3 separate regions of the Homo sapiens genome follow, and all the other regions are linked to region 1. Evidence: chromatin loops called from intact Hi-C (ENCODE). Cell type or tissue: heart right ventricle. All regions are shown on one strand.

What was found. A loop is a pair of places that touch in the nucleus more often than their neighbours do. Peaks named below come from ENCODE experiments on the same cell type or tissue, not always from the same donor. Only the 100,000 strongest peaks of a DNase experiment are listed, where the experiment ranks them.
Region 2: a loop joins it to region 1, with 6 times the contacts of the local background. A loop is called at or near these places in 41 of 110 quality-filtered maps.
Region 3: a loop joins it to region 1, with 6 times the contacts of the local background. A loop is called at or near these places in 51 of 110 quality-filtered maps.

The regions. Positions count from the first base shown.
Region 1 is chr1:25,739,645-25,747,644 of GRCh38, forward strand. MAN1C1 (mannosidase alpha class 1C member 1) reads left to right here. Exons shown (of 12, transcript NM_020379.4): 3 at 7,024-7,139. Among named protein-coding and RNA genes, the nearest start is that of SELENON, 57 kb to the right of the region's middle. In heart right ventricle, a CTCF peak has its summit at 4,653 (motif pointing left); DNase peaks (open chromatin) are centred at 3,680, 4,067 and 4,647; H3K4me3 peaks cover 526 bases; H3K27ac peaks cover 3,951 bases.
Region 2 is chr1:25,692,225-25,700,224 of GRCh38, forward strand. All of the region lies in intron 2 of MAN1C1 (mannosidase alpha class 1C member 1), which reads left to right. Among named protein-coding and RNA genes, the nearest start is that of MAN1C1, 79 kb to the left of the region's middle. RefSeq lists silencers at 293-541, 3,714-4,008 and an enhancer at 3,486-3,985. In heart right ventricle, CTCF peaks have their summits at 566 and 3,107 (motif pointing left); DNase peaks (open chromatin) are centred at 3,107 and 7,474; H3K27ac peaks cover 6,443 bases.
Region 3 is chr1:25,605,111-25,613,110 of GRCh38, forward strand. No RefSeq gene overlaps it. Among named protein-coding and RNA genes, the nearest start is that of MAN1C1, 7.7 kb to the right of the region's middle. In heart right ventricle, a CTCF peak has its summit at 3,675 (motif pointing right); a DNase peak (open chromatin) is centred at 3,671; H3K4me3 peaks cover 637 bases.

The DNA of each region.
Region 1 (8,000 bases):
GGGGAGGAGGTTCTGGGAGCTGGAGGTTCATTTCCTTGTAGAGATTGACACGCTCTTCACAGAAAGCTTTGTGCAGGGCGAGGCTTTGGGCACATGTTGTCACTCTGGGCAGCCTGGTGGGAGGGTCTTTGTCTAGTGGTGGCAGCCCCTGGAGTAGACACTTAACCCTGCTCTGGACGTAGTCACCACAGACGCCCATGCTGTGGGCTCGTTTTGTTCAGCCGAACCCCTTACCTTTAATGCCTCCTAGGGTCAGACTGTAGCCAGGCACTGGGAGTTGTGAATGCGCCACAGCCCCCCTTGAAGCCCTCCCCATCCAGTTGGAGGGGGCCTTTCTTTCATTCCTAAATACTTACGGGCCCCCGTGGGGGCTGGAAAGTGTTCTGGGCAGTGGAAGGTGGCGGTGAACCGAGTTCTCTCCCTAGGAGCCAACCCCTCAGGAGAAGACAGAGTGGCTGGGAAAGCAGATCCGTGCGTGATGCCCCTGGTGATGAAGGCTGGGGAAAACCAGAGAAGACAAGGAGACAGTGAGTGGCATGAACAGTTTCAGCAGAGTAGCCCGCAGCTACCAGGGCCTAGGCAAGGAGCAGGTTTGGAGGCCGAAGTGGAGGCTGAAGGGACAGCGTGCAGCCAAAGTGGAGGAGGAGAGGCAGTGAGGGAACCAGGACAGATCACAGGGCCCCAGGGACGGGAAGGACTAAGGCTTTCAACTCTCAGTCAGATGGGAGCCATGGGGGGTTTCGAGCAGAGGAGTGGCATGATATGACTTGAATTTTTGTTGTTGTTGTTGTTGTTGTTGTCGTTGTTGTTGTGACGGAGTCTCGCTCTGTCACCCAGGTTGAAGTGCAGTGGCGCTATCTCGGCTCACTGCAAGCTCCGCCTCCCGAGTTCATGCCATTCTCCTGTCTCAGCCTCCCAAGCAGCTGGGACTATAGGCGCCCGCCACCATGCCCGGCTAATTTTTTGTATTTTTAGTAGAGACGGGGTTTCACTGTGTTAGCCAGGATGGTCTCGATCTCCTGACCTCGTGATCCACCCGCCTTGGCCTCCCAAAGTGCTGGGATTACAGGCGTGAGCCACCGCGCCCGGCTGACTTGAATTTTTTAAAAAATCTCTCTGGCTGCAACGCTGAGGACAGATGGGTGGATCGGGGAAGAGGGAAGGGCAAGGGTAGATGCCAAGGGGGCGGGGAGGAAGCCAGTGGAATAAATGCAAGAGAGAGGAGGTAGCTGGGTCAGGGCAGTAGCACGGAGAAGGTGAGATGTGGGCAGTGTCTGGAAATCTCGCAGAGACGGCCAGCAGGATTTGCTGCAGGACTGGATGAGGGGGTGTGAGACAGGGTCAAGGGTTGGGGGCCACAGCTCTTGGGAGGAGGACATTGGTGTTAATCAAGATGGGGAAGACTGGAAGGAACAGGTCTGGAGGAAGGCATGGGATTGGCTTTCAGACAGTGAAACATGCGATGCCCAAAGACCTTCAAGTGGAGACATGCATGCAGAGTTGGATATGTGACTTTTAGTAGAGACAGGGTTTCACTATGTTGGCCAGGCTGGTCTCAAACTCCTGACCTCATGATCCGCCTGCCTCAGCCTCCCAGAGTGCTGGGATTACAGGCGTGAGCCACTGTGCCTGGCCGATGGATTTTAAGATTTGAAATCACTAAGAGAATGAGGGAGGACAGAAAGGAAGCCCAAAGGCAGAGCCCCAGGGCACCCCAGTCTTTAGAGGTCTGGAGATGGGGAGGAACCAGCACAGGAGACTGGGAAGAAGCCATCCCAGGGTAGAAGGAGAAGCAAGAGGAAGAATGGCAGCCTGAAGGCCAAGATCCAGTAAGGAGCCAGGATCCGTGACACCCGGAGACCAGCCTGGCTCCTGCCCTCCTGCCGTCCCACTGTGGGGAGGACACAGATGCAGACTACAGTCCCCACTATTATAAAGTGACAGGGACAGGGAAACGCATGAGTCCATTAGCATGAGATGAGAATGGGGGGAGGTGGAGGTGCACAGTGTAGGGGCCTAGAATGTGGACATTGGGGCTGGGGAAGACCCTCTCACAGAAGAAGGGCTCTAAGCCGGACATCAGAGGGTGAGATTGCATGCATGGCTTTGTGGGCAATGAGCCATTAGAGGTGGGCCCTAGATTTCCACAGGAGAAGGTGGGATGGGAAAAGGCAGTTCTGGCAGAGTCTGTAGAAGAGTCATAAAAGTATCGGTATGTAAGGAGGGAATGGCAAGTGGCCCATTTGGGTTGGGGGGTTCTGACCTTTGGGATGCTTGGAGACAAGGCTGGAAGGTTGGTGGGGAGGGGTATGAGAGAGGCAGTGGGGACCCTTGACCTCAAGGGGCTCACAGTCTAGTTAGGGAGGCAAAGCCCCACAGTGCAGGGAGGTAGTGGTGGGTGCCCAAGAAAGTGCTGTGGGCACTCTCAGGGCAAGAAGAGGTTAGCTAGTGGAACCAGTTCAGGCTGCCCCTGGGAGGTAGACCTTGAAGAACATGTTAGTGTTGAACATGCCAAGATGCACAGAGAAGATTTCTTGGCAGAGAAGACCACACTTGCCAAGGTATGGAAGCAGGAGCTTGCACCCCTTCCTACATGGGTACTGAGGAACCATTGGCAGTTCCTGAGCTTGGGGAGAGACCCAAGTTGGATCTGGCTTTAGAGTGAATAAGAGGTAAAGGGAAGGGGTCTTGGAGATAGGAGGACCCTTTTGGAGGCAACTACACAACCAGATCAGGTAGTGATGGCCTCGGCAGCAGATACAGATGGGACCTGTGGGGCGGTTTTCCTTTAAGTTGGGCCAAGGGTTTTTGCAAGCTGCAATCTCACGCTCACGTTGCCCTGCAGGGTGAGAGAGAGGGCCGGGAATGTAGTTGCACCCCAAGGCCTCACTGACCCAAGAAGATTTTTGTGGAGGGGCTGCCCAGTGCCAGTAGGGGCAAGGAGGGCCACATGTACTCACTATCATGCCAGCCCTTGTCCATCAACCTACCCCATTTAACCCTCCCAGGAGCCTTATGAGGCAGGTCCTAGTGTCACCGCCATTTTGCAGATGAGGGAAACGAGGCACAAAGAGGTAGAATGGCTTGCCCTATTGCACAGCTAGGGTATAAGAGGCCAGGATTTGAACATCTCCCTGACACCAAAGCCAGCCTCTTAGCTATGTGTGAGGTTGCCTTGCAAAGGCTTTATTCAGTAGCCAAAGGTCCGAACCCTCCCAAAGGAAAGGATCAAGAGGGTCTCCCTGACCTCGTTGCCCTTCCTCACTCCCTGGCCAGGCTGCTATTTCAAGGTGAACTAAGGGACCCCAGAACTGATGAACAATCGGTTCAATGAACTGATTTATCAAGCACTTAGTCTGTGCCAAGCATATAGGTTGTATTTATCAGATGTATCTAGGCCAGGTGTGTATGTGATGTATTTATCCTGGCTCAGGAACCTGCAGTGGCTCCCCAGTGCCCTGGTCCAGTGGTCTTAACCTCATTTTATAGATGAGAACTTTGATGCTTAGAGCAGATGTGTTGCTGGCTCATAGCGGCATTTGAACGCGGGGCTGCTGATTTCTGGGCCTGTATTATTTCTAAGACACCTCACTGCCTTCTGCACTAGCAGGAAGGGGTGAACCCCATGGCTTCAGAACTGGAACAGGAAAGTGGACCAACATGGAGCCCGCCCCAGCCACAGCCCTAGGGAAGCGTCCAAGCTGGCTCTTTGTGTATAAATCATGGTCTGTTTACTGAACAGGGAGTGTGTCTTTCCTCCTGGGGAGCTGCCCCAGGGTGGCTGCAGGTGCAAATAGGGTTGAATTCAGGATAGGGCCTTCTCTCCTGCCCAGCCTGACCGCTGAGTAGCCTCTGGACTGGAATGAAAGGCTTTCCAGTAAGTGCCTTGCTGGACTGCAGCTCAGCCATGTGCCAGGTGGGAATGGGGGTGGGAGACCAACCAAGAGAAGGATTCAGGAGCCTGAGAGCAGGGGCAGGAACTTGCCAACAAATCTCTTAGCAAGCTGCTTTCTCAGCTGGCCTCATAGAGCGTCCCCAGGGACGTCACGGGGCAGAGCTGGTCACGAGGAGTCCTGGCTGCCCTCCCAGCCTGATCTAGAGGAAGAAGGGCGCATGGGGTGAAAACACCAGGGAGCTCAAGGCAGGATTCAGAAATCAGACACTGCGGCTGCCTCTCCCCTGGCCTTGAAGGACATACGGCCTGGGCCTCTCTTGATCCGTAACTGATCAGAGTGGGTGGGGTGGGGTGAGCAATCAGATCTGCAACTGTTTTCACAGAGAATTGAGCGGCCCTGCAATGCCTGATGCGTGGAAAACACATTCCACTTGGCCTGGGGCTGGGCCAGTCCCCCCTTGGTCTAATCTTGAGTGTGTCCCATCCCCTCTCTGAGGTCTTCATCTATGACAATGAAGGGGTAGGGGCAGCAGGATCCCCCAGATTCTTCCAGGCCCTTCAAACGTCTGGTTTGAGGTCCTGTGATAGAACAGGAAGGGGCCTGAGCTACAGCCAGGAGCATGGACACCAGGCCTGTACCCTGTGTGCTGGGCACGATCTGCTTTGCTCAGTCTGCCTGGGCTCCTCAGTGCCTCCCTGCTTGAGCACCTCGAGAGGGTGAATACGGGCCAGGAACTCTGTTCAGCCCTGCCACCTACAGGGGAAGCAGCTGGGATGAACCGGCAAAGGATCAAGTCTGTTTGGCTTTGGGATGTGTTTTCCTACCACTTCTTAAGCATGGGAGGGGCTGACATTCTGGAAATTCACTTCAGCCCAAACAGGGAAGCCATCCCAGGACGCAGTGCTGGGTCCTTCCAGCCTTCTCCTCCCTCCTTGGCGAACTCCCTTCTGGTAATAGATTCTCCGACCTCCAGCCCATCCCAGGACACAGGGCTGGGTGCCTCCAGCCCTCTGCTCCCTCCTTGGCGGGCCCTCCCTTCTGGTAATAGATTCTTTGACCTCCAGCCTCATCTTCCTCCTAACTTCTCCCTCCCTCTCACCCTCACTTCCATTCTTTTTCCAGGCTGTATCCTTTTTCAGACCTTGCCCAGCCTAGAGAGGTGGTTAAGTGTGTGAATTTCAGAAGGATTCTCTGCCTTCAGTCAACACAAGTGAGCAGTTAGGAAGCACTCATTAAGGAGATTAGAGGCTAACTCTGAATTCAGGAGGTGCCGCAAAGCCCACGCTGCAGACTCAAGTGGGCTCAACAGGCTCCAGAGTTTCCACTGCGGAAGGTGGAGCCTGTGACTCTCAATGTTTTCAGCCTCTGCAGGGAGGACACTGAAGGAACAATTACTCCTCTTAGGGTTACACTCTGGTCCCTAAAGGAAACTACTGCTGCCTGCAATGACTCCATAGTTGTAAGGAGTTGATGGGAGGCGCCACCTCTTTCAGGAAGCCTTTCAGATAGTAGCAGGCATGTCCCTTTCTCCCTCCCCTCCACCTTCACAGTTTTCTGCACTGAGTGCAAAAGGCTCTGGTTGTGCCAGAGGGTGTCTTCCTCATTACTCTTCTGTCTGGTTCATGGGATGGAAAACTATCATTTTGCACTTATCTCAGCCTTTACTCCCAGGACAGGTGCCTGATGCCCAGTGGTAGGGGCCAGGCCTCGTAGCTGGTTCGTGCACTAGAATGAGAATGGCCGCAAATTTTTACTTTGTGTATTTGTTTGGTTTCTTTGCCCAAATTTTCTTTCCTTTTTTTTTTTTAATGGAAATAAGTTTCTGGTTATAAGAAAGTAACCCATGAGCTGAAGAAATCAAAAGGCACCTGTAATCCCGGCACTCAGAGGTAGTCAGTGGGTCATACCAGACTTAGTTCTGTACACTTACACTTTGATGTACAATAAGAATTATACTGTGTTTTTTTCTTATTTGCAATTTACTTAAAAAGAAAGAAAGAAAGAAAGAAAAAGATCCCGTGGATGTCTCCCCAGGTAAATAGGCACAGGTCGACCTCACCTGCGTGGATGACTGCATGGTATCCTATTTTATATTTGAGCCATAGTTCACCCTCTATTAGCTACAACTAATCTTGAAGAGACAGAGGATTGGCACGGTTGATTTTTGGGCCAGGTGCAGTGGCTCACGCCTGTAATTCCAGCACTTTGGGAGACCAAAGCAGGCAGATCACTTGAGGCCAGGCATTCGAGACCAGCCTTGGCCAACATGGTGAAACCCACTCTCTACTAAAAATACAAAAATTAGCTGAGTGTGGTAGCATGCATCTGTAATCCCAGCTACTTGGGAGGCTGAGGCACGAGAATCGCTTGAACCCAGGAGATGAAGGTCTCAGTGAGCTGAGATAGCACCATTATACTCCAGTCTGAGCGACAGAACAAGATTCTGTCTCCAAAAAAAAAAGATTTTTGTATGCCAGGCTGGATGAGGTGGCTCACGGCTCACGCCTGTAATCCAGCACTTTGGGAGGCCGAAGTGGGTGGATCACTTGAGGCCAGGAGTTCAAGACCAGCCTGGCCAACATGGTGAAACCCCATCTCTACTAAAAATACAAAAATTATCTGGGCGTGGTGGTGGACACCTGTGGTCCCAGCTACTTGGGAGGCTGAGGTGGGAGAATCGCTTGAACCTGGGAGGCAGAGGTTGGAGTGAGCCGAGATCGCACCATTGCACTCCAGACTGGGTGACAGAGTAAGACCCTGTCTCAAAAACAAACAAACAAAGATTTTTATATGCCAAAGCAGAGAAAAGTGGGTGGCTGATTGGCACTGATAGTTGACCCGCTGACCAACAGAAGAGTGGACCGAGTCTGGGAAGTGGCTCAGCCTGGGCCCTCGGTCTCTCTGGCCGCTGTTTGCTGCCTTGAGGAGGAAGCAGCCCATGGCGGGGACTCTGGGTCTCGGCGTCACCTTCGATGGTGGCACTGGAGTCCCCCGGATGGTGCCTGAGGCCAGCCTTTGCCACCAAGCCTGCGCTGGCATTGGAGGGGCCCTGAGAACGGTGGCTTGTCCAGTTGGGGAAAAGAGAAAGATGGCCCTGGGTCACACCCTCAATGCTCTGTGCCTGCAGGAGGCCTCAGCGGGGCAACAGTCATTGACTCCCTCGATACCCTCTACCTCATGGAGCTGAAGGAGGAGTTCCAGGAGGCCAAGGCCTGGGTGGGAGAGAGCTTCCACCTGAACGTGGTGAGTCAGAGGCCCTCGGCGGGGGAGGGGGGCGGGGGCCAGAAGAGGCCCAACAGCCAGCTTCACCCTGTCATCTCTGAGACCCAGAGATGTTGAGGGTCTCTCCCACGGCTGCACAGCCCAGCAGTCTCGGAACCGGAGCTGCCGTGCAGTCTGTGCTGAGTCCCTTCCTTAAGACAGCCTTGAGGTGGGGACATCCTCCCCAGTCTAGCATCTTCCCTGGGGAGGGGACACAGCCACGACCATCCATCCCCTCCCTGCAAGGTCAGTCATTGCTCATCTGGGGCACATTGCTTCCACCCTGGACGGCCCCTGGGGCTGGATCTATCACACACAGCAGCTGCAGCAAGTGGGGAATGGCTTTGTGGAGGGGGGACGTGGCTCATCTGCTGAGAGCTGCTCCAGCCTTGAGCCCGCCCTGCACTGGCCTGTTGAGATGGCCGGGTGGGGTGGGCGTGGAGTGGGTGGTGCATATCCCTTTGCAGACCCATGGCCAGGCCTGGGACCTCTTGGTCTCCAGCCTTGCAGGCACACTTGGTCAGGGACCAGAGCCTTTCAGAGGGAATGGTCGTGTGTCTGGATGGCACAACAGCCTTGAACACCACAGCCCACCATGTTGATCTCTCAGCCCAGACTAAAGCAAGGCATGCATCCCAGAGGGGAGCTCCCCACGGAGAGAGGCTATTTACATAGACTTGGGGAGTAAGCAGTGGAGACCGGGAGGGGCCGCATCCAAGCACACACCAGGCTCCATGTGGGCTCCGGGAGTGCCAGGTCCTGCTGCAGACAGGTCTGGGGCTGGTTCCTGCAGCTCCTGGCAGCAGCGAGGACCCTGCCTCCTTGAGAGACAGCTTGCCAGCA
Region 2 (8,000 bases), 47 kb before region 1:
AGCTCTGCCCATCATGGCCAAGTCACCACTAGCAACTAGAAATCCTCAGAGCATTAGCAGGGGGAAACTGTCTCTTAGGAGGTGTATGATTTCGGGCCCAAGAACCCATTCCTTGCACATACATTATGCCAGGCACCATAGCTGTATTCACTCTCTTTCTAAAATATATATATTTCTTAATTAATTCAGACGGGGTCTTGCTGTGTTGCCTGGGCTGATCTTGAACTCCCATGCTCAAGTGATCCTCTCAAAGTGCTAGGATTACAGGCGGGAGCCACTGCGTCCAGCCCATAGCTGTATTCCCTTTGTCTGCCTCACAGCCCTTATAAAATCTAAATTACCCATCTTATCCCCATTGCACAGATGAGGAGATTGGGATTTGGCAAGTTTGAGGACTTGCAAAGTCTTAATCCCAGTTCCGCTGGACTTCAAAACCCAAGCCATAAACTACCATGCTGCCATGTCTCCCAGTGACCACATACAGTGGCCGCCAAGAACACAGTGGGGTAGGGGAATGGTCTCTGGGTTGGTGTGTGCCACGTCCTGTACACCACTGCCCCCAGTGGAAGGCCAGGGAAGGCATGTGATTCGTGGTCAGGGTCTGCAGCCTCCCATCTCTAGGCATCATCATTTATTAGACATCAGCTGAGTACTCAGGGGTCGAACAGAAGACTCAGATTTCCCTCTTTTCTTCCACCATAGGAACATCTTTTATGCGTGCCTAATAACCTAAAAACATCTACAGTTCACCCTTGAACAACACAGGGGTAAGAGGCACCAACCCCCTGCACAGTTGAAAATCTGAGTATAACTTTTGACTTCCCAGAAACTTAACTGCTTATTAGCCTACTGTTGACTGGAAGCTTTACCAATAATAAAAAGTTAATACATATTTTGTATGTTCTGTGTATTATATACTGTATTATAATAACATAAGCTAGAGAAAATTAAATCTTATTAAGAAAATAAAGGAAGAGAAAATATATTCACTGTCCATTAAGTGAAAGTGGATCATTATAAAGGTCTTCATCCTCATCATTTTCCTGCTGAGCAGGCTGAGGAGGAGGAAGTGGGGGTTGGTCTTCTGTCTCAGGAATGGCAGAGGCAGAAGAAAATCTGCGTTGGCTGGGTCCAGTGGTCCATGTCTGTAATCCCAGCACTTTAGGAGGCCAAGGTGGGCAGAGCCCCTGAGGTCAGGAGTTCGAAACCAGCCTGGCCAACATGGTGAAACCCGTCTCTACTAAAAATACAAAATAATTAGCTAGACGTGGTGCCGCCCACCTGTAGACCCAGCTACTTGGGAGGCTGAGGCAGGAGAATTGCTTGAACCTGGGAGGTGGAGATTACAGTAAGCCGAGATTGCCCCACTGCACTCCAGCTTGGGCGACAGAATGAGACTCCATCTCGGAAAAAAAGAGAAAATTTGCGATTAGGTGGACCCACGCATTACAAGTTCATGTTGATCAAGGCCAAATGTACTTGCAAAACATACCATTGGCTGTCAGTGTGATGGACAGAGAGGAGAATGGATTTGAGAACTAGACCAGCCTAAGTTTGAATCCTGTCTCTGCCACTTTGTAGTCTTGTCACTTTGGGCGAGTTTCTTAACTTCTCTGCACCTAATTTCCCCATCTGTACAATGGGGATAACAACTACTTCACTCAACAGCTGTAAGGATTAAAGAAAGTTGATGGGTGTAAAACACCTGGTGTATAGTACCTGCCCATATACATTCATAAAATGTAGGCTGCTGTGATTATTATGTTTGTAAAAAGTAATAATGAGAATAAGTATAGTCCAAGGAAAGAAACAGTGCCTGGTGCAGAGTAGGCTTTCAGTACATTTTGTAGAATAAATAAATTGCCTAGTGCAGTCTCTGAGTGCCCTATTTTCCCTCATGTCCTTCGGCCTGGGTTTGGCTGGGTAAGGGCTGGGTCTTGCTGTGTTCTCTATTCCTCTCATCCCCTGCAGCTGCCTTGACCTCTCGTCACAGAGTACACTCCGAATCAGCAGACAGACCCTGTAAAAAGTAGCAGTTCTGCTTAGTCAGCAGATCTGATGTTCAGGCCTCTTCTCTGTGCTTGTGTGGCCAAAAGTAACATCTCCCTGCTCTGAGCCAGCCCCAGGATGACCATGAGGAGCCCCAAATTGGATTCCGCCTCTGCCTCGCAAATCCCCAATAGAACTGCCAGCCAAATCCCCATTTTGAGGGATGATTTATGGCCTTGGGTGAGTTAAGAGGCAAAATGAACACAGCATGATTTTCAGATCACAGGCTGGGAATGTTCAGCCTTGGCAGAGAGAAAAATCATCTTTGCCTTGTAAACGGAGCAAATATGATGTTGAAGAGGGAATAAATCCAGGCCCCAAGATGTCATTTTTACAATTGCTTTTTGGCGTGTGACTTAGTAGTGCCTTCTGCAAACTGTTCATACTCTCCCCCTCCACACACACACACCAGCCTTGGTGGGTCTTTTTGTCGGGGTGAGAGTTACTCCACCAGTGTGGCTGCCTTGGGAACTGCAGATGTTGCCAGATAGATAGTTTGTGAAAACCAGCTGCTTCCCTAGTACGTGGATCTCCACGTATGTTTCTGGGAGGTAGCAGCTTTGACTTCAGAGATATGCCTGGGTTTAAATCCCATCCCTAGCACTTACCAGCTGAGTGAAATTGGGCAAGTCACAAACTTCTCTGAACCTCAGTCTACTCACCTGTGAAATGGGGGGTTAGCACATAGTAAGCCTTCACCAAACATTACATTTTTTTTCTTCCCTGCAGGTATACACACCCTTCCCGGTGTATACATTTGACTTATCTGGCTGAAAATACCATAACTACTTGATGAGTTTTGGTTTTTGGAGGTTTTTTTCTGGAGAAAAAAAATCCATAGCTCCTGGAAACTCAGTGTTGGGCTATGTTGCTCACTGATTCTGGCAGGCCGCGGTGCACATTCCTGACCCAGGCTTTGAGTTTGTTTTGAGAAAAAGCTGTCATCAGCTTTGTAAGTGGTGATGTTGCAATTCCTTGGATAGAATGGGTCAGGCTTAAGGGCAGCAAGCAAACCTTCCTGGTAGTCACATGCTTTGAGAGCCCTGAAAGCGCCATCCGGAGGCCAGAGGATATAAAAGTCGGAGGAAATGGCTTAGGAGCACTGGTCACTGATAGCCAGGCCCTTAGCCCAAGGAAGATAAGAGAACCTGCTGTTAGACAGATGCTACGGCCCCATGGTGGTCTCCTTGTGGCCTTGAGTGACATGTGCACAATTCCTCGGCCACCTTCTGATGATCAGAACATTCCTGGGGCCCAAGGGGTGATCATCAGAGCAAAGCACGCCTCGAAATTAGCTTGCTGCAGTGTCGTGCACTCACACCGCCGACCGACCACTCACCGCTCCACACTCTGCGCTTTCCTTCTTCAAAGAGTTTTTGCCAAGCAGTTTCTAATTAAGATGCATCTTGGCCATTTTCTTGTTCTTTAAAAGGCTTTCCACTAGCACAGAGCATAATTTATTTCTCTAGAAAATATAGTAGCAAGTTGTTGTCAAAAGAAAATTGGAGGTTAGGAGCCTTGGGTTCGTGTCCCCGCTCTGGCGCCAGCAGCCGAGTGAGCCGGCCTCCTCTGGGCCTCGTCTCTTCATCAGTACAAAGGGGTTTGCTTTGTCTCTGCCCAGGGTTCTGTGACTGCTGGTTGGTTACTAGGTTGATTTCTTTCTGTCTTTCTTTCTTTTTCATTTCGAAGGGGGTATTGGGCTGGTCTTCTTGGAATCTGAGATTTCAGCAACAAGTCTTGTTCCTGTCAGGAGAGGAGTGAGTCAGGGTGTCTATTCCCAGAGCAAGTTGCTGGGGATGTAGGAGATGATTCATATTGAAATTGACATTCTCTCCTGGTGGCAGCGTGTTCCGCCCACTTTGCGAAGACCTTTCCTTCCTTAGAAACAAGGCTGAGCCTACAGCAAGAGCCTCCTTTTCTTCTCACCGCATTGATGGCAGCACTTGCCAAGTTTCCCAGCAAACCCTGTGACAAATAGGTATGTGCATTCCCAGAATCTCAGACTACCAGGCCACTTGGATCCTTTGTAGCCTGTGGTCCAGTGTCTGAGGACCGGGAGGCAGGTCCTGAGAGGGCCGGGACTACCTGAGGTCAGACAGCCAGGATCGAACCCTGGTCTTCTAACTTGAGCCTCTATTTTTTTTTTGTTTTAAAATTACTTTTTAAAAATTGGGGTATAACTTATAACATGTCTACATTAAATTGCACAAATCTTAAGTGCACAGTCTAATGGATTTTACATATAGTTACCTCTGTGTAACTGCCATGCAGGTCAAGATTAAAAGCATTTCCATCACCCTAAAAGGTTCTCTCAGGTCCCTCCTAGTCTGTAGCTCCCCAAGGGTAGCTGCTGTTCTTTTTTTACTTTTCTTTTCCTTCTTTTTTTAAATATAGACAGGGTCTAGCTCTGTTGTCCAGACTGGAGTGCAGTGGTGTGACCATAGCTCACTGCAGCCTCTAACTCCTGGGCTCAAACAATCCTCCCACCTCAGCCTCTGGGTAGCTAGGACTACAAGCACGGGACACCACGCCTGGCTAATTTTTTAAATTTTTTGTAGAGATGAGGTCTTGCTATGTTACCCAGGCTGGTCTCAAACTCCTGGCCTCAAGGGGTCCTCCTGCCTCAGCCTCCCACAGTGTTGGGATTACAGGCGTGAGCCACCATGCCTGACTGAGTGGCCACTATTCTGACTTCTATCACCATAGATTAGTTTTGTCTGCTTTAAAATTCTGTATTATACTGCATGTACTCTTTTATGGCGTGCTTTTTTCCTTGTTATTGTATCATGAACACTAGTTTGTTTTTCCTGTTTTTCTTTCCGTTCTGTTCCTGGACATTTTTATTTTCAGGATTTGGTTGTATCATATCAGAAAGAAACCTGTACTCAATGGCAGTTACTCCTCATTTCTCATCCTCTTTCCCCCCTTCCCCAGCCCTAGGCAACCACTAATCTACTTTCTGTCTCTGTATAGATTTGCCTGTTCTGAACACTTCATATAAATGCTATCATACTGTATCTGGTCTTTTGTTACTGACTTCTTTCACTAAGCATAAGGTTTCAAGGTTCATCCACATTGTAGCATGTATTATCAGTACTTCATTCCTAGTGTTATTTGGAATTGCCTAGGAATATTCCTTTGTATGGATATCCCACATTTTATTTGTCCATTCAGCAGCTGATAGACGTTTGGATTGTTTCTACGTTTGTTTGCTGTTATGAATAATGCTGATACGAACATTCATGTATAAGCTTTTGTGTAGACATAGGTTTCCATTTCTCTTGGGTACATGCCTAGGCATGGAATTGCTGGCTCTTTTGGTAGCTCTACATGTAACTTTTTGAGGAACTGCCAGACTGTTCTATAGCGGCTGCACCATTTTAAATTCCCACCAGGGGTGTTTAAGAGTTACGAACACTTCAGTGCATGTTTTTTGGTGGAAATGAGGAGTCGTTTATGTTGGAATACACCTAGGATTTGAATTGCTGGGTCATACTGTATTGGTATGTTAAGTTTTAGTTGGAGGCTGCCAGATTTCCAAAGTAGTTAACCAATTCGTAGTTCTGCCAGCTGTGTGTGAGAATTCTAGTTGCCCCATTATCCTTGCCAGTGCTTGCTATTGTCAGTATGTTTAACTTTCGCCTCCTGCTGAATGCTGCCTCTCTCATCATCAAACCCCACAATGTTCAAAGCCCCAGCTTCCTGGCCCAGAGCTCCCCTGCACTGCCTGCTAAGCGCTGGTCTAGAGATGGTCCCTGCTCTTCCTGCCTTCACTTACGGGTGATTTGGGGCTCCCACACCAGCTGCCTCAAGTGCTTCTTGCAGCAGCAGGAGCAATCAGTGAAGTCTTCCTTCATCCTCTTCTCTTCACACTCCCTGGTGCCATGGGGTGGCCTCTGTTTCCCATTCCACTGCAGCTCTGGTGTGACAGGCTTAAGGTTCTATTGAAGTAGAGCTTCTCCAGTTTGGTACCAGGATAGGGGTATTAATGGAGAAAGTGTTGACCTAGGAGTCAGGAGGCTTGGGTTCTTCAAACCCTGGCCCCACCACTAACTCACTGGGCAGGGATCACGTTTCCTTTCTTAGCCTCAGTTTTCTGTCCTGTAGAATGGGGATGATAATGCCCTCTTACAGGATTGGTGTTGGGATCTCATGAGACCGTTCCTTCATGCGGGTGGTTGTTCAGTGCCTGCCATGCGCTACAGACTGTTTAGGCATAAGACAAGTAGCAGGGAGCAAGACAGACGCTCTGTGACCCTCCCCGGCCAGTGAGGAGACAGACGCATGAATCATACTTCCAGTGAAGACCGTCCGTGCGAGTGCTGTGAGGTACAGGCTTACACCAAGGGCTCCTCAACTCATTCTTGGAGGGGTGAGCTTCAAAAAAGCTTACTGGGGCCGGGTGCAGTGGTTCATGCCTGTAATCCCAGCACTTTGGGAGGTGGAGACAGGCAGATCACAAGGTCAGGAGTTTGAGACCAGCCTGGCCAGCATGGTAAAACCCCGTCTCTACTAAAAATACAAAATTAGCTGGGCATGGTGGCATGCATCTGTAACCCCAGCTACTTGGGAGGCTAGGCAGGAGAATTGCTTGAACCCTGGAGGCGGAAGTTGCAGTGAGTGGAGATCGCGCCACTGCACTCCAGCCTGGGAGACAGAGCAAGACTCTGTCTTGGAAAAAAAAAAAAAAAGCTTCTTGGGAAGGCTGACCTCCATACTGAGACTGGAAGCATGAATGAAGAAGCATGAAAGGCTGGGCGCAGTGCCTCACGCCTATAATCCCAGCACTTTGGGAGGCCAAGGCAGGCAGATCACCTGAGGTTAGGAGTTCGAGACCAGCCTGACCAACATGGAGAAACCCCATCTCTAATACAAAGTTAGTTGAGCTTGGTGGTACATGCCTGTAATCTCAGCTACTCAGGAGGCTGAGGCAGGAGAATCGCTTGAACCGGAGAGGTCGAGATTGCGGTGAGCTGAGATTGCGCCATTGCACTCCAGCCTGGGCAACAAGAGCGAAACTCCATCTTAAATTAAAAAAAAAAAAAAAAGAAGAAGAAGAAGAAGCATGAGAGAGGGATTATGGCACAGAAACACATGGGCAAAGTCCTAGATGGGAGATGTGGCAAGACCTCGGCCCCTTGGGGTCTAAAAGATGTTCAGTGTGGCTGTACTGGGTGGGGGCCATGGTAAGAGACCATCTGTGAGTGGTGCTGGCATATAAATGGGGTCATAAATGCAGCTCCTGGTATTTCCTCCCCACTCTAGGTCCCAAGAGCCAGGATACCTGCCTTCTAATTGCTTTTCAGCCGTCAGTCGACTCTGCCACCCAGATGAGGCCTGATCCCCATCACAGAGCGTGGGCGTCTGGCATATGGTCTCTTGAGTTACTTCTAGGTCCTAAAATAGCAGGTGATTGGGCCACTACTGGGTGTGTTTCATCCTGGCTGATGACAGCCTGGTGCAGCCAGGCAGACAGCAGGGTCAGCCCTGGAGACAGAGGTGCTTCATGGGTCACAGTGGCCCCATGCCGGCCCCACAGCCAGTGGAGACTGAGCCATGGCCACCTCTCTGGAAGGTGGGAGCCAGGGCTTCACTTCCCGCTGCCACTCGGGGCCTCTGAGGCAGGCAGATCTGTTTCCAAGCTCCACAGACAGCTGTTCTCCCAAGCATAAACGGTCAGCATGAGAACTATGCAGGGATCAATAGGAATTGTTGAAAAATTCTGAAAAGAGAGCCCGGAGGAAGACAAAGAGCCCCGGAAGTATGTTGTCAGCACAATTTGGTGCTAATACTCAAGTTTGTTTTTCTTTTCATCAAAGTCTGAAAGGCAGTTGGAAATCCACTGCCCTTGTTTTTTTGTTGTTGTTTTTGTTTTTAATGACTGGATAAAGCACAATTGCATTTTCTCCCCCAATAACTTTGAATTCTGGGAATAGACCATGTAGGGATAA
Region 3 (8,000 bases), 130 kb before region 1:
ATGCACAATGGGGAAAAGATAGCCTCTCCAAGAAATGGTGTTGGGGAAACTGGATATCCACATGTGGAAGAATGAAATTGGACCCTTCTCTTACATCAAAATCAACTCAAAATTGATGAAAGACTTCAACACTAGAAGAAAACTACTAGAAGAAAACATAGGGGGAAAGCTCCGTGACAGTCTGGGTGATGGTTTTTTGGATATGATCCCAAAAGCATAGGCAACAAAAGCAAAAATAGACAAATGGGACTACATCAAACTAGATAGCTTTTGCACAGTAAAAGAAACAATCAACACAGTAAAGACAGAACCAATGGAATTGGAGAAATTATTCGCAAACTATGCATCTGATAAGGGGTTAACATCCAAAATATATAAGTGACTCAACTTAATAGCAAGGAAACAAATGACTCAATTAAAAAATGGGCAAAGGACTTGAATAGACATTTCTCAAAAAAAGACATATGAATGGACAACAGGTATATGAAAAAATGCATCACTGATCATCAGAGAAATGCAAATTAAAACCACAAGATATCACCTAATACCTGTTAGAATGGCTGTTATAAAAAAGACAGAAGATACCAAGTGTTGGCAAGGATGTGGAAAAAAGGAAACCTATACACTGTTGGTGGGAGTGTAAATTAGAATAGCCATTATGGGCTGGTCAGGAGTTTGAGACCAGCCTGGCCAATATGGTGAAACCCCCGTCTCTACTAAAAATACACAAATTAGGCAGGCATGGTAGTGCATGCCTGTAGTCCCAGCTACTCAGGAGGCTGAGGCAGGGGAATCGCTTGAACCTGGGAGGCAAAGGTTGTAGTGAGCTGAGATTGCACCTCTGCACTCCAGCCTGGGCAAGAGTGAGACTCTGACTTAAAAAAAAATAGCCATTAGGGAAAACAGTATGGAAGTTCCTCAAAAAACTAAAAATAGAACTACTATATGATCCCACAATCTCACTACTAGGTATGTATCCAAAGGAAATGAAATCAAGTCAGTCCAAGAGATATCTGTACTCCCATTTTGTTGCAGTATTATTCAAATAGCCAAGGATGCAGAATCAACCTAAGTGTCCATCAACAAATGAACGGATAAAGAAAATGAGCCTGGAGGACATTGTTAAGTGAAATAAGCCAGACACAGAAAGACAAATACTGTGTGATTTCACTGAAAACTGAAATCTAAAAAAGTCAAACTCATAGAAGCAGAAAGCAGCATGGTGGTTATCAGGGGCGAGGAGGGGAGAGGATTGGAAGATGTTGGTCAAAGAATACAAAATTTCACTTAGACAGGAAAAATAAGTTCAAGGATCGATTGTACAACCTGGTGTCTATAGTTAATAGCTATGTATTATATACTTGAAAACTGCTGAGAGGAGACTTTAAGTGTTCTCTCCATAAATAGGTGAGATAATGCATATATAAATTAGCTTGATTTAGCCATTCCACAATGTGCATAGATGTCAAAACATCGTGCTGTACACCATAAATGTATACAAGTTGTATTTGTCAATTTAAAAAATAAAAAAATGCCAAGGGGCCAGTATCATTATCCTCATTTTCCAAATAAGAAAACAGGCTCAGAGTGGATGTCTGAGGGCTTGAATGTGGCAGGACCCAGAACTGCTCACGGCCCCGTGACTCCAACACTCTTTGCACAGCTGTGCACAGCTCTCCTTGCAATGCCCAGAGAAGGTTATGCCCTCCACAGCTACAAAGATATTGGGTCTTCTGTGGCAAAACCCTGGTGACAGTGGATGCCCTGGGGTGACCACGCCGTCTTCCATCTGAATGTATCCTCCTACTGTCTGCTGTGTTAGAGATGAGGCATTATGAGAAGGAGAAACTATTTGTCAAATGTAATTAACAATTAGAAATGACCTAAATGTCTAACGGTAGCAGATTGGGTAAATAAATAATCATAGAGCCACATAAGAAGTACTATTTGGCTGTTCAGAACAATTAAGTAGAAGAGTATTTAATTTCATGGAAATGCTCCTGACATATTGGTACATTAGAAAAAGCAGACTGCCTAAGCAGTGAGCATGGTACAATTCCATTTTAACAACAACAACACACATATCATAACGAGTCAACATTTATATACCCATACTCATATTCATAGCAGCATATTCACAATAACGAAAACATAGAAGCAAACCAAGTGTGCATCGATGGATGAATGGACAGGGAAAATGTGGCAGATACACACGATGGAATATTATTCAGCCTTAAATGGGAAGAAAGTTCTGTCACATGCTACCAAATGGATGAACTGTGAGGACACTGCGCTAAGTGAAGTGAGACAGTCACAAAAAGACAAATACTGTATGATTCCACTTATATGAGGTGCTTAAAGTAGTCAAATTCATAGAAACAGAAAGTAGAATAGTGGTTACCAGGGGCTGGGCGATGGGAAGAATGCGGAGTTAGTGTTTAATGAGTACAGAGTTTCAGTTTTAGGGGATGATAAGTTGCTGGACAGCACAGCTGTCCATAGGAACCAGCCATAAGCCACTGGGGCTTGCAGTGCACTGGAAATGTGGCTCGCCTGAATTGCGATGGGCTATAAATGTAAAACCCACTGTAGATTGTAAGACTTGGTATGTAAAAAAGAATATAACTTTTCTCATGAAGGATTTTTTTTTTTTTGAGATGGAGTCTCGCTCTGTTGCCCAGGCTGGAGTGCAGTGGCATGATCTCAGCTCACTGCAACTTCCGCCTCCTGGGTTCAAGAGATTCTCCTGCCTCAGCCACCCGCATAGCTGGGACTACAGGTTTGTGCTACCAGGCCTGGCTAATTTTTGTATTTTTAGTAGAGATGGGGTTTCTCCATGTTGGCCAGGCTGGTCTCGAGCTCCTGACCTCAAGTGATCTACCTGCCTGGGCCTCCCAAAGTGCTGGGATTACAGGCATAAGCCACTGCGCCTGGCCTCACGAAGGATTTACCAAAAAAAAAAAAAAAAAAAGATTTGGCTGGACACAGTGGCACACGCCTGTAATCCCAGCACTTTGGGAGGCCGAGGCGGGTGGATTGTCTGAGCTCAGGAGTTTGAGACCAGCTTGGGCAATATGGTGAAACCCCATCTCTACTAAAATACAAAAAATTAGCCGGGCGTGGCAGCGTGCACCTGTAGTCCCAGCTACTCAGGAGGCTGAGGCAGGAGAATCGCTTGAACCCGGGAGGCGGAGGCTGCAGTGAGCCAAGATCGCACCACTGCACTCCAGCCTGGGTGAGAGTGAGACTCTGACTCCAAAAAAAAAAAAAAAAAAAAAAAAAAAAAAATGGAAATGATAATCTTTTGGATGTATGGGATTAAATAAAATATATTATTAAAATTAGTTTTACCTTAAAAAAAAACTTTTGAAAAGTTAAAAATTCAGTGGCTCCAAAACTCAGAAGTCTACACCACACACATTAATCTCTCATTTAAGCCCCATGCCGGTGCAGCCAGTGCGGATCCTCAGAAGGCTCTGCTGGTCACCGGGGCCCTGGCGGAGGGTGCAGCTGCCATCTCATCACTGTCAGTCGCCCTGCTAGTGGGACAGTCGCAGCTCTAGAGGATATGGCACCCTCAATTAAATGCTTGGGACTCGAAGTGACAGTTGTCATTTCTGCTCACAGCTTATTGGCCACAGCTAGTCACACGGCTCCACTCAACCACAAGGGGGCGGGGCAATCTCACCAAGTGCCCCAAAGGCAGCGATCTGGAACTATTTGGCGAACAGGGCAAAATGACTAGCTCCGTGCAGCTTTTTTATTTCTTTAAAATACATAGAATAGAATAATTTTTAAAACGTAGAACGGAATAAAATAAGAAATATAGTATGTTTAGAATTTTTAATTTAAAACTTTAAATATTAGGTTATGTTTAATTTTTTTTTATATCATGTGTGAGGTACAATAAATATTTGTGGAATGTTGACAGTTCTTTCTGAAAAGGGATCACAGCTATAATGAATATGACTTTTTGGCTTTATTACTAACAAAGTGCTTGCCCGGGGGTCATCTCATTTAAGGTATTATGGGCCTCTTTGCAGATGAAGAAACTGATCTAAGACAGATGAGTGACCTCCCCAGGTCACCCAATCAAGTGGCAGAAGTGGGACTTGGGAACAAGTAAGATAACCCATGAGACTTCTTCTTCAAACCCCAATATTTCTTCTCTTTCCTATATCAACCTCAAATCTTAAGCTTGCTATTCTTTACTTCGTTTAATAACACTAACATTTAACATACTGAGTACTATCATCACTGCTAAGGAAACTAATGCTCAGAGGAGGAGACTTGCCCAAGGTTACGTGTCCCTGAAGAGGCAAGACTTGGATTCGAATGTGGATTTATGAGAATCAAAGCTACAACCACAATGCCCTTCTGCCACTCTGGCTTATTGACCTGCTTCTAGAAAAAAACTTGAATGGCATAGGGGATAAGTTTTAAGGGGACTTCCCATGATTGTATGGTCCAGGTGGTGTTCACCCAGCAACACCTGCCTGATGCCTTCAGCCCTTCTTACCATCCTAACCCTAGAAGGGCAGATATTTTGACACCCTGCATAGAACCTGGAGCCTCAACTCATGGACATTTAAAAAACAGACACACACAAACAAAAACTCCTTGATATTAGCAAAGGTAACCAGGTGACGAAATTATGTCAGGGTTGCATTTTAAAGAGACTGTTTTATTTCTGGCTTTATGGTGCTTGATGTAAGCTTTTAGAAATGTATTTTTATGATAATCAAAGATATTTATTTTACATGCCCTTTAAAAAGTGCCAGGACTGTAAATAATAATAGCTAACATTTAGTTCCTACTATATGCCAGGCACACTGCTTAAACATTAAAATGGATTATTTCATTTTAGCCTCACAATGTCAGTGAGGTAAACATAACCCGGGACCATGGAAACAAGAAGAACCTTGATGCCTTCCTGTGCTTGTGGAAGCGGCATCAGCTGGGATTCTCAAGTACTGCTAGCCAGCGTCTGCTCTGCCTCCAGCTGCAAGTTACTTACAGGCTCTGATCCTTAAATTGCAACATTCCACCATTGGGCTGAATGATCTCGAAACTCCCGGAGAGGAGGGGCTTCTCTGAGCAGTGCTCAGCACAACAGGGCTTCCTAAACAGCCACTATTATCATCCAAACAGGGAACATGTCTTCTGAAATGAAAAGCGGTGTGTACAGTCTGACAAGTGAAAGTTCTCATAGGGCCATGGACAGAGTATTTGAGATTCTAGCATCTCTGGAAGCGTTGAGTTACAATATAGCAGTTTGGGTTGCTATCTTGCCTGCCACTAGGAAATGAGGCAGTGCTGATTCTTTTTGTCTTTTGTAACATTAGTTCATATTTATTGAGTGCTGCTGTGTGCCAGACACTATGCTATTTACAAAAATTAGCTCCTAAGTCCTCATATCCACCCTACTTCGTGGGTACTATGATCATCTTCATTTCACAGATGAGGAAACTCAGGCTTCAAAAAGTGGGCAATTTCCCAAGGTGTCACTGCTAGTAGGTGACTGAGTCCAGGCTTAGATCTGGCACTGTGGCTACAGGGTCCTCATTCTTACCACTCTGTGTTCCCTTCTCCAGCATACTAAGGACTTGGCTTTGGGAGTAGATCTGCTCACTCGAAGGAAGAGTAAACATTTGCCTCAAGCTCTTTACAGTCAGTGATCTTATCTAATCCTCACATCATCTTTCTGAGGTGAGTATCACTATTAATCCCTTTTGACAGATGGAGAAATTGAGGCTCAGAGAGGTCAGACAAGTTGCCCAAGATCAACCAGCCAAATGTGTGGTAAAACCAGGATTTCAGACCCGAACCTGTCTGACCTCAGCCTTGGCTCTGAGCCAGGGTTTCTTACCCTTTGCACCATTGATATTTGGGGCCCGATAATTCTTTGTTGTAGGGGACTGTGCTGTGCATTGCAGTATGTGCAGTAGCATCTCTGACCTCCACCCACTAGATGCCAGTAGCACTCTGCCCCCAGTTACAACAATCTAAATTATCTCCAGAAATCACCAAATATTCCCTAAGGGCAAAACTGCCCCCAGTGGACAACCCCTGCTCCCCTGCTCTAACCACTAAGCACCCAGTGCTAGGACCCATGGCAAAGCCCCAGCTGACTGCTGCTTCTGCTGCAGGACCGGGGTCTCGGGTAAGAAGAGTTAAAATAAAACCTTTACGCTGTCATTTTAAAAGCCTCATGCCAGGTGTTCCTGGCTCTATGACCCTGAAATTGACCACCACTGCACAGTGAGGTATTGACTGGGTCCCACAGCCTGCTGGGGTGAGCCCAGGATGGCTGGAGGGCCTTTTGTCTCTCAAGACTAACTTGGTGTGCTCTCGGGGGTGGAGCCCCTCCCACAGTCATCAGTGTCTCTTCTGCCCAGTGCCAAATTTGTCTGGTGGCTATTAAGGAAGCTGCCTGATGATTATCCGTTGGCTCAAGCTTGGCTTTATCTCTAGTCTTCGATTCTAAATGAGACTAATGACCATTTGAGATTCAGATTCTGCACCAACTGCCCAGCTGCCTCCTCAGTGAAGGAGCTGAAGGGGAATCCCTTACAGCCTGGTTCACTGCTCCCATCTCAGCAAATACCCCCACCAGGCAATAAGAGACCCTGGAGATACCTCCCTCTCCATCACTGCCCAAGTTCAAGCCATCACCTGATCCTGTCAATTTTGGCTTCTAAATATGGTTTGAATCCTGTGGTGCTATCCATCTCCCACTCCCCAAATAGTCTAGCACAGACTATTGCAATATCCTCTGAAAGGTACCCCCTTCATTCACCCCTGTCTTCCATTTTGTCTTCCACACTGTAGCTAGAGTAACCTTTAAAAGTGTTCATCTGAACCTACCCACCCACCTCCCCCTACACTTTCCCACTCCTACCCTAATTCATCCGGTGTCACTTCTTGTCTTTCTCCATCACTTTCTCTACTCCAGACCTACTGATTTCTATTCTCAAAAGCACCATGTTCCCTCCAACCCAGGCACTTTGCCTGTGCTGCCCCCTCAGCCTGGGCATTCTCACTCTCCTTCTGCTAGGTAACTGCACTCATCCTCAGGGGGAGCCTCCCCTGGCCCACCCAGTGAAGCCTGGGTCCAGGTCCACTGTTGCCTGCTCTTAGGGCAATGTTTCACTCTCCTTCCTCTCTCTGATCTTAGCTCATACTCCTTTGGAAGTTATTTGTTTAAACTCATCTTCCCCATGAGACTGTAGGCTTCATGATAGGAGAAATGTGTCTGTTTTTCCTCACCACTGTATCCCTAAAGCTTAGTGTATTGCCTTGGGTTGGGTATATACATCAGGCACCTTGTACCTGCTTGTTGAATGACTGAATGAACTTATATAATCCTCCCAATGAGCCTGTGATGATCTTGCCTGAGGCCAGTGCTCTTTCCTTGCTCTCACTACGTATAGAACCTGCTCTCACAGCATTACAAGACGGAGACAGTAGACTCTGACAGGCATAGAGGGCTCTGGATCCTGATTGTCTGGGCTCAAATCTCTCTTCTGCCACTTCCTAGCTGTGTGACTTTGGGTAAGTTCCTTAACATCTCTGTGCTTAATGGTACCCCTCACATGGGGTGTTGTAAGGATCAAATAAGTTAGTCTTTTTTTTTTTTTTTTTTTTTTAGACACAGCCTCACTGTATCACCAAGGCTAGAGAGCAGTGGCGTGATCTTGGCTCCCTGTAGCCTCTACCTCCCAGGTTCAAGTGATTCTCGTGCCTTAGCCTCCTGAGTAGCTGGGATTACAGGCACATGCCACCACGCCGAGCTAATTTCTGTATTTTTAGTAGAGACAGGGTTTCACCATGTGGGCCAGGCTGGTCTCGAACTTCTGACCTCAGGTGATCCGTCCACCTTGGCCTCCCAAAGTGCTGAGATTACAGGCATGAGCCACTGTGCCTGGCCAGTTTAGTCTTTAACTTGTTTTTAAAAGGGCTCAATCGCATAATAAGTTCTCCATCCATCTTAGTAGTTG